Regions from separate parts of the Mus musculus genome. Here region 1 is linked to region 2. A link is a loop called in an ENCODE intact Hi-C map of the cell type or tissue named here. Cell type or tissue: heart. All regions are shown on one strand.

Region 1 (5,000 bases), 370 kb after region 2:
AGCTGCTGGTCTCTCAAATATAATGGCAGAATTTTAAAAGTTACTGGAATAAATGTCATCCTGGATACATTTTTTTTCTTGCCCTATAGGAAAATAATAGAAACCTCAATTTTATTAGAAAACTTTAACATTCCAAATGGCGTCAGAGTCGACTCACCCACAGATCCCAGGTCCAGTCCATATGTTGCAGACATTCCCACCCCCATAGCCCAGTTCCCAGAGATAGGAGGAAAAAAAAAAAAAGAACTTCACACAAGATCTGCTGACGTCAACAGAGTGTTTGCGTGCAAAGACAGTCTTGTGGATGTTAAAGACAGTGTGTTGTAACTTTTCTTAAGGCCTCAATTATTCAACAAAACCTCACTTCTAAAAAGGGGAGAGGGAATGTATCACTCTTTTTCAAGGAAGAAAGAAATACAAGTAAATCATGAACACTGCTTCAAAGTGTGCGCTTCAGCTAGAAGTCTGCATTACGATCTCGTCACTGCCTTAAACTTCACACAGCCATCTACGTGAACACAAACAGTGCCACACATCCCTAGGAGAAAAAATAATGACGAGGAAGCAAGGCAGGAAGTAGAGAATGACAAGGATCTACAATTTATGAAATTTACAGCCTTTTTCCCCCTTAGCTTCTTCCACATTTTTACTGATGCCAAATATCACCAAGGAATCTAAGTTCTTAGTTTTCTGGTTATCTGATGGATGTTACAGAGCATACAGCAAGCTACTGGTCCCAAATATAAAGAAATACTAAGTGTATTGTGTGTGTGTGTGTGTGTGTGTGTGTGTGTGTGTGTGTGTGTGTGCGCGCGCGCGTGCACTCGTAGAGAACAGTGAGAAAGCATTAAATACATAAATAAATAACTCTAAATCAAAGAGAGCCTGCCTGCCTCTTGAACGTCTATAATGAAGGCAGGGTAATTGGTTGTAGTGCACCCTTCTTATTAATGAAACCAAGGTTGCTCATGACTTGATTTATACATGAAGCAATTTAATAAAGCTTTAAGCAACACTCATGAAAGATAGTAGGATTTCTGTGTCCTGTTTAAGTAGCAGATATCTAAGTGCATCCGAAGAACTAAAACGGAGAGTAGTGCGTATCTAGGGTCAGGGTGAGTTGCCTGTAAGGAAACTATTTGTTTGTGTAGTGGTCAAGATTGTCCATTTCCTGCAGTATGCCTCTTCCTCCCAGACAGCAGACTGGGAAAACATCTCCCTGGTGAGAGTTGTTCTTGTTTGTAAAGCCGTACCAATTTTAAGTTCAAAATGAGGGCAGACATCTTCTTCCATATCTATATGAAAAGTAATCTTTTCATCCCAGGAAAGTGTATCACCCAAAGGAATCACAACACTGTGCTTTTGACACTGTTAAAAACAATGTCTGAACGACAGACGACTCTGTCTAACTGTCCAGAAGCTGATTGTCCTGCGCCGTTTACAACGTGATGAGGACAGGTCAGCTGACAAGTTATTTTGATCTGTTTCAGTTCCATAAACTGTGTATATAGTTCTGTTCTCAGGGCTGAAGCGATTAAAAAAATTGAAGAGGACAAACCCTCTGCCTCACTTCCCTAGTAGACTTTCACAAAGTTCCTTTAATACCCCCAAAGCAGTCGGGCCAGAAACAACACGGGATCTGCTCATCTTAGCTCTTATCACTTGTTTTGGTTTGGGTTGTTTGGGCTTGGGGTGGGGGCTGCAGGGGGAGGTATGTATGATATTGTTATTACGCGAGGGAAGAATTGTATTCTCCGATTTGAATTTTGCTCCTCTTGTCTTCCTGGCAGGTTTCATCTTTTCTCTGAACTCCCGGAAGACTTAATCCAGATCTTCCATAGGGCACATACATTGTCTTCCCTCTTGAAAAGTGTTTTCAGGTAAAGGACACACCTGTATGTTCATAATTACCATAGAATTAGATGCATACAAAGAGATTTTTTAAAAAAATGACCAACTCTTTTTTAGAACAGGAAGAGAGAAGAAATAACATGTTTGCCTACACATACATGTGGGTTTATACAGGCACATATATACACATGCAGACATGTATATGTGCAAATACACGCATTCATATTTGGCTTGTGAATATATTTAAAGACATGACCCCCCCCCCCAACACACATGCATATGCTCTCTCTCTCTCTCTCTCTCTCTCTCTCTCTCTCTCTCTCTCTCACACACACACACACACACACACACACAGAAGCAGTCTGGGAACCCCATGCGCCTCTCATACACTGTTTTACTTGTCTGGTTTCCCACTTTGCCCAGAGCACTAGGTAGGATTCTAAGGGAATGCGGCCTCTTCCTTTGTTCTGGTTACAGCTGTGTCTGTCTGAATGAGCTTTCCGAGGGCCTAGGGTAACGGTCTTGACCATAACTGCTCACAAGAAGCCATGAAAGGGTATGCAGGCAGCCACATGAACGCGATGCTCTTTAATTATGAGGTCCTATCGTGGAAGGAAGGCTGGCAGACAGGCAGACGCATTCCAATTACGCTAATACACCTTGTAAACATCAAATATTTTTAATCTGAGATTAAAGAGAGCCTGTATCCTCACAACACTCCTGAGACTGCGTCTCGGGGCCACTGCCCGTGCTGCTGGCGAAACAGGATTTCCTTTGGTCAAAATAGACTTTCAGAAGAATAACAGCCTCGAGTCGGGAGGCGGTCCCCACACAACTTCCACTGCAAGCTGTCCAAAACTTCAGATGCAGTTCTTAAAAAGCTTCAGAAAAGACAGTTCAAATTTTCCGGGGAAATTGATTAATGTCCTTGCTTTCCTCCAGAGACTGGTGGTGAGTTCTGTGCCCTTGGTTAGGGCTGGGCAGTTGTAGGACTTGATCTTACATTTGGTTCCTTCGTGAGTTACCTGCTTTTACTTGGTACCAGCCCCTGGGCTATAGACTGAGAAGGAAGTGTCCCAGCCACTTTCAGTCAGAGCTAGGGAGAGTGAGGCCAAGCCAATCTCAGGAAACAGTGATTAAACTGAATAAAACCATGTATGTGTAGGCCTCTGGTAGGCTATCATGACATGGAATACACACATACATACATACACACACATAAACGCACACATGCACATAAATACATATATGCACACATGTGCACACATACATGCATACACACATATATAATTCTGGTATTATATCACACGCTAGAGTTGCTATTAACTTTCACAGGGATAGAAATTTTCATTTAAATCACAAAATGTTTGAAACTCCTTCTGGTTTACTACCTGAAGGCTGAGATATCAAACTGCCACCAACTGGGTAGCTTACAAACAATAGAAGTATATCATCACAACTCCAGCAGTGAGGAGATTTAACATAACGGTATGTATGCTGATATAGAACGATTCTGTCTGTGAGAGCCACTTTCAAAGCACAGACAGCGCCTTTACATCTTAGCTCCGCAGAAAGGGTAAGATTGTCTCTCTGGCCTCTTAGCAGAATACCAATCCCATGTGTGAAGGCTCCACCCTCATGACCAGTTTAGCTTCTAATACCATCACCTTGGGAATTGGGATTTCAACCTAAGAATTTGGGAGGAGGATTAACTCTGTTGTTAAGAGCACTCACTGCTTTTGCAAAGGACCTGGGTTCAGTTCCCAACACCCACACAATGGCTCACAACCATTCATAATTCCAGTTCTAGGGGGATCCCCATGGGCACTAAACAAAACACTTACTCACATAAAATAAAATAAAATGAATCTAAAGTCAAATAAACTCCAGGGTAGTCAGAGCAAACCTGAAGAAAAAAAAAAGATTAGACCATAACACCTTCTTACACTAATCAACTGCCCGTGTTAGCAGTAATTCTTTGTAGATGAACTGAGGAAGAGTTGCCAAGGCAAAATAATTTTTATGCAAGCATAACAACTTTGGAATTCAAAATGTAGAAAAAGCAGGTGAGTTCTCGAAAACTATCCTGTATGAGTATGGACTTCTAATTCTTCAGCCATGTGAATCTAAACTTTTGTGTATCATTCCCTGAAAGTGAATGGTGTGTGTGTGTGTGTGTGTGTGTGTGTGTGTGTGTGTGTGTGTGTGTGTGTGTGTGTGTGAAAGGGGGAGAGGGGGAAAAAGAAGAAGAGAAGGAGGAGGAAAAGGAAGAAGAGGAAGAAAAGGGGAGAAAATGCAGTTGCATGTGGAAGGTAGAAGACAACTTCAAGTTCAGATTCCACCCACCCTCTGACTCCCTACACCCCACTCCCACCCCTACCCTGCCCCACAGGAAGGAGTTCCCCCAAGCCTAGAATGTGCCAATTTGACTAGGGTGAGTTACCAGGCAGCCTTACGAATGGACCCATTTCTGCCTCCCTCAGACTGGGATTGCAAGCAAGCATCCCCACACCAGCCTTGTCCTGGTTCTGAAGGACACAATGCAGATCCTTGCACTGCAAGGCAAGCTTTATTGACTGAGCTTCCTCCCTAGCCTTCAGAGGAGCAAGCTTTATGAGTGTCTTTACAGAGACCACTAACTGGTATAGTTATATGATAAATACCCCAACAACTATGCTTACTAACTTAAAGGGACCGTGATAAGTTCGTGGGATGGAAACACAAACTAGACAAATCCCCCAAGTTCAGACTGCTGATAGTTCAGTAGAGGAGAGTGATCAGAAAACATAAAATAAACATGCAAAAAACAATAAAACATAAAAATGATAGGTGATAATCACAGCATGAGCAGAGACCACAATACGGAAAACACACACAAAAGGGGAAACAGTTATCTTTACCCAGGCAGAAGTTTTAGCAGGCAGGGATGAGGGGATCAGGTTGTCTTGGCTTCAGTGACATTAGCCAGGGCTTTAAGAAATACAAAGAGAGCTGAGGAGTCTCTCATAATTAAAGCACTTCCCATGCAAGTAAGAGAATGCTTGCCTGTAATTCCAGAATCAGAGGCAGAGGTAGGGCATCTCTACTAGCTAATGACACTAACTACATTGGTAAGGTGGGCTCTGGATTTGATTGAAAGACTTTGCCTC
Region 2 (5,000 bases):
AGGTGTTTGACTCCTAAAAGTTAAAGGTATTTCTGTTGTTGTGGTTAAATTCTGAATTTTACTGGCTAATCTGTGGGGATAAAAAAAAATAATTACTACTATGTTCAAATTTTGAGCATAAGTGGCCTTTTGTACATTCACATGGAGGGAAGTGGTGAGAGCGAGTTGTTCATCCCTGCAGCTGATGAGGACTGTGTGCACCCATATGCCCTCAAGGTATAAGCAGGACACCCACCACACCTTTATTCTAGTGCACAATGCACAGGGAAGCCTGTGACTCTGGAGGTTAGCATCTGCTCTGTGAGATGCCCTAGACATGGCTTGATGACTCTGTGGGGCTTTTCTATGCAGTCTCTGAAGTCAGACCACTCTGAGGCACATCTATGACAATGTGGTTGGTTTTTGTCTATGTGCAGATTCCTGTGTAGTTGGATTTGTTTGTTTGTTTGTTTGTTTTTTATGGGATTCTTTGAGAATTCAGAAACACACACACACACACACACACACACACACACTATAGATCTTTCTTGTTAGGGAGTTCCACAAACACCCTGAAGCCTGCATGACAACCCCTGATGCACATTCTTATACTTTAATTAATGAACTCATCGTGGATTATTTCTTTAATAGCCTTTCCAGGCTGTCTGCATTTTATTGCCACTTTTTGTCAAAGGAAACATTATTTTAAAAACAATTGAGCAGAATGAGAGTTTTTGAAAGGATGGAAGAAGAAACAAAGAAACAAACTTAAAATCCCAGCAGCTCCTGAGATTCAGTCCCCTTAGAAAACAAACACACTCTCTAGCAAGTGAAATGAGTCAGCACACTCTGTCTATGCTAATTTAAGAAAGGAAAATAAATTCTGAGTTCAGAACAGTACACCCCACTTTTCTAGGCGTTTCTGTCTCATTCTTCATTGAAGTTCTGATCTCTCCTGCATGATGGCCTCCGGCCTGCTGGTCTACCTACAGCTAGCTCCTCTTATCACAACACAGCACATTCTTATCTCTTCTCAGTAAAAACTACCAACTGGGTAAAAATATTTCTAACTGAATTCTCATTTAACATGTGAAACCGGCTCTTTTTCCTCCAGCCTGTGCAGTTTTTTCTTTTTTCTTTTCGGTTACAGGATGTTGTCCCCTTTCTTTTAAAAAAGATCTTTGAGGCATATAAGTTCTGAACTCAGAATTTATTTTCCTTTCTCGAATTAGCTGTAGCTAGAGTGCACTGAGTCATTTCACATGCCAGAGAGTGTGTTTGCTTTCCTCGGCGCCAGGTTGCCCTTTAGCATGCAGAAAGTTAAGAAGAAGGCAGTTTCACAACCCTCCCCTCTTAGCACCTGTCTGCAGTCTCACACCTGAAAATCAGCCTTGTCCTAAAGTGCTCATATGCTGGCCGGAAGTCCAATGGTCACCTCCATTTAAATGGCCTCTCTTCAGGTGCAGTTTTCCAATCTCCCACTAGTTGGGGCTCTACACAAAGAAAAGAAAAGAAAAAAGGAAATAAAGGGGCTCCACAGAATTATTTACTAAGCAAACACTACGCAGGAAGACTTTATTTTCCGTGTTCTTGAAAATACGACTGGTCATTTTATTTTGGTTCTAACACATCGACCACAGGTTTGTTTTGGGTTTTGGTTTTTGTCCCCCCCTCTAACTGCCCCCCCCTCCGTGGGTCAGTTTTATTTGCTCTTCATACCTTGATTTGAAAAGTCTGAACCAAGGTTACTACTGCTTTTGACATCGTTTAGAGGCAGTCAGCTCTCTCAGTGCGTAGTTGCTCTAAACTAGGAACGTGGAAAGTGCATAGACTGAACATTTAGCACACAAACTACAGCTCCACCTTCTCAGTAAGATTATTCTCTGCTCTGCTCTTAAACCCGCAGCACCAAATGCAGCTGATATTTTCTCTCTGTCTCTGTCTGTCTCTCTATGTCCCCGTGGGGCCCCCTCCTCTCTCTCTCTCTGTTTAGTCAGGATGAAAGATCCCCGTGGATAGTCACAAATAATCAAGATCCTCCCGTGCGGTCCACTGGCGCTCAGTTTTAGCTTTGTTTGTCCGGTCTTTCTCCACCTCCCCGGAGATCCTTTGGCAAATCAGATAAACAATGCCTTTTTTGCTTAAGGCAGAAAGAACAGTTGAATACAATGGGAGGCCAGACTTGGCTGAAATGCTGGCTGCAGGTGCTCTCAGCATTGTGGTCATTTAAACCAGATGCTGGGGAGTCGAAGCACCTGCTTCCCCTCTCTGTGTACACTTGAGAGACTGTGCTCCTGCGTAGGACAGGTCAGCGCATGGCTAAAACGAGTGGTGCCCCACAGCAGCATCGTTCTGGTTCATAAGACAGTTGGTACTAGGAAGAGCTTCGTACAGAGCCTGTTTAATCCTCAAACATATGTAGTTTAATTCAATATTCTTCTCTCTCCATTTCCAGACATACCATCACTATTCTGTATACACAGACAGACAGACAGACAGACAGACAGACAGACAGACACACACACACACACACACACACACACACACACACACACACACCTCTGCAACAGAGTCTACTTAAAGTAGACACTCAGATACAACGTTATTTTTCTCTGGTTTATATTATCTAGCAGGAAAGACTGACTAGGAACAAGAGGGTGATGATTTTTATGGTTCTGATAAAAATGAGACAGATGCCGAAAGCCTTGCATAGCTCAGATTTTATGAACATCTCTACAGCCATCATAAATCTATGGACAATCCACAATGAACATTAAATTGTGTACCTTGAATGTTGAGCATTAAATAAGAGATCAGGGTGACACTGCTTGTGTGTGTGTGTGTGTGTGTGACTAGACTAGATTCAAAGCTATAAGAGACTAGTTTGGTATTTTTGTACTAAAATTATTCTAAAGCACAATATTGCAAATCTAAATATGAATACATTAACTTCAGGGATATGTGAAAGTATTCAGAGTGTTTGTGGTATAGCTGTATGAGTCAGGCCTTGCCCTGATGTTAATATTTTAATTTCAATTTAAATATTTCTTTTCATCATAAATTCATTTTGGAACAGAGTCAGTTCTTCACAGTGATGCAGAGGGATTTTTTTTTTTCTTTCTTGTATTTATGAACCATGTTCTTCAAAGTTCATCGAGAAAGCTTTTGTCTTGAGAGCTGAGGTCCTTTCTGGAGGTTTCTGTGCAAACACACCAGTACTAGGGCTGAGGTCGGATGCCTGGAGGAGAGTCAAATAGAGGCCTTTTCAAGATCTCTAGTCCACCCTTCCCAAGAGAAACTTGTTTCTCATCTGTAAACCTCTCCTGGTCAGGCTGTGCGAAGAAATACTTTAATTTTTTTCCCCATAGCTCTTAATACACGGATATGGATTCTTTTCTGTGTATATGGTGGTAGAAATGGAATCCAGAGCCTTGTGCATGATTAAGCATATACTATACCACAGACCCACACTGTTAGCTTGTGACTATGTCCTTACTGCTGCCTGCTGAGGTCTTTGAAATGAAAAACCTTAAAAATGTTTCTAGGTTTGCAAGGACAGGAAGGGTGGCAGAATGGCTGAGGGTAACAAATCAAGAGAGCTAGTGGGGTTAGCTTGAGATGAGGGTATATAGTGCTGAGAAAGCATGCTTTGAAAGAAACCAGTCACAATGTGTTTTATTTTGTCTTGTTTTTTAAAGGAGGGGGTATATCTCTTTTTCTCCTCTTGTGTCTACATTCTTCTGGGCTAAAAAGTCCGTAGAGTGATTACCAAGATGTAGGAGAGGGGAGAGGGGAGAGGGGAGAGGGGAGAGGGGAGAGGGGAGAGGGGAGAGGGGAGACAGAGTCAGAGAGACAAAGAGACAGAGAGACAGAGATAGAAACACCACACAGGGAGAGACAGATAAAAAGACACACAGAGAGACAGACAGACTCAAAGGGAGGGACATACGGAAGAAGACATGAGAAAGACACACACACGAGAGAGAGAGAGAGAGAGAGAGAGAGAGAGAGAGAGAGAGAGAGAGAGAGAGAGAGAAACTAGATATTCCAACCTGCAGATGTGTGCTGCAGCAGTCTGTCCTGGGGAAATCGAATGGGGTAGAGAGGATGGCTTAGCAGAGATGACTATGGGAAGAGAGATTACAACCTCAGCTAAACCTCGACTCTTGTATTTAATATCTTTGGAGCTGTTTTCACTTATCTGTGTGACTCTCTTTTGTGCTCTTAATTTCTCCTTGAAGTTCTGTATCTAATCATTAGTTGGGCAACCAATAATTCTCCCTCAGCCCCCACCCCTTTTTACAACCAACTTTAATCTTTCGACTCAGTGAAAAACATGTTTCCCCTATCATAACTGGTTTAACAAAAATTCTCTTTCAAGTTTAGATTACTCAGATACAATGGCTTTCCTGCAGCGAGCTCTGCAGAGAGGAATTTACATCAGAAAGGAGATTTATGATAGCCTGAAATTTCCATTTGAATATGGAGAGTTAATAACACGCATATGGTTTTTTTATTATTATTATTTTAAGGTTTAAGCTATGCCATAGGCTAAAGGAAAGCTGGAAACTGCGGGGCTGGCAGAGCTCAATGAATAATTTTATCTGGATTTCATTCACAAACAGCAGCTTGCTCCTCGGGAAAGGACCCGAGTGAGCGGCTCTCTCCCCAGACCGGAACTAAAGTGAGTGCCAGGATTTCCTGATTTGTTTACATTTCTCAAAAAACTTTTTTCTCCCCACCGGACCAGGCCAGAATTAGACTTCCTTTTCCACTTTTGGCTCCTTCCAAGCTATTCTTGCTCAAGGTATTCAGCCCCCTTTCCCTGCATTCTCCTTTGTGGAAGTCTCAGCTGGCTTCTTTGTCTCACAGAAACACCGGAGAGGCAATGAAAGATGTGGGCGGGAAAGTAATGGCCTCAGCGAAAACAATAAGCCCACCGAAGTTGGTTTTTCCTGGACACAGCACAGTTTGCCCATCTTTAAAAAACTACTGAGAGTCTCTCACGATGCCTGGAGGTC

The links. Hi-C counts contacts between places; a loop is a spot of excess contacts. Peaks named below come from ENCODE experiments on the same cell type or tissue, not always from the same donor. Only the 100,000 strongest peaks of a DNase experiment are listed, where the experiment ranks them.
Region 1: a loop joins it to region 2, with 3 times the contacts of the local background. A loop is called at or near these places in 3 of 42 quality-filtered maps.

The regions. Positions count from the first base shown.
Region 1 is chr10:44,628,282-44,633,281 of GRCm38, reverse strand. The region is part of intron 2 of Gm35154 (a long non-coding RNA gene); the gene reads right to left. Among named protein-coding and RNA genes, the nearest start is that of Gm35154, 32 kb to the right of the region's middle. In heart, no CTCF peak of the experiment used is centred here; a DNase peak (open chromatin) is centred at 2,631; H3K27ac peaks cover 684 bases.
Region 2 is chr10:44,997,464-45,002,463 of GRCm38, reverse strand. No RefSeq gene overlaps it. Among named protein-coding and RNA genes, the nearest start is that of Gm40639, 24 kb to the left of the region's middle. In heart, a CTCF peak has its summit at 1,454; DNase peaks (open chromatin) are centred at 2,203 and 4,673; H3K4me3 peaks cover 1,637 bases; H3K27ac peaks cover 1,474 bases.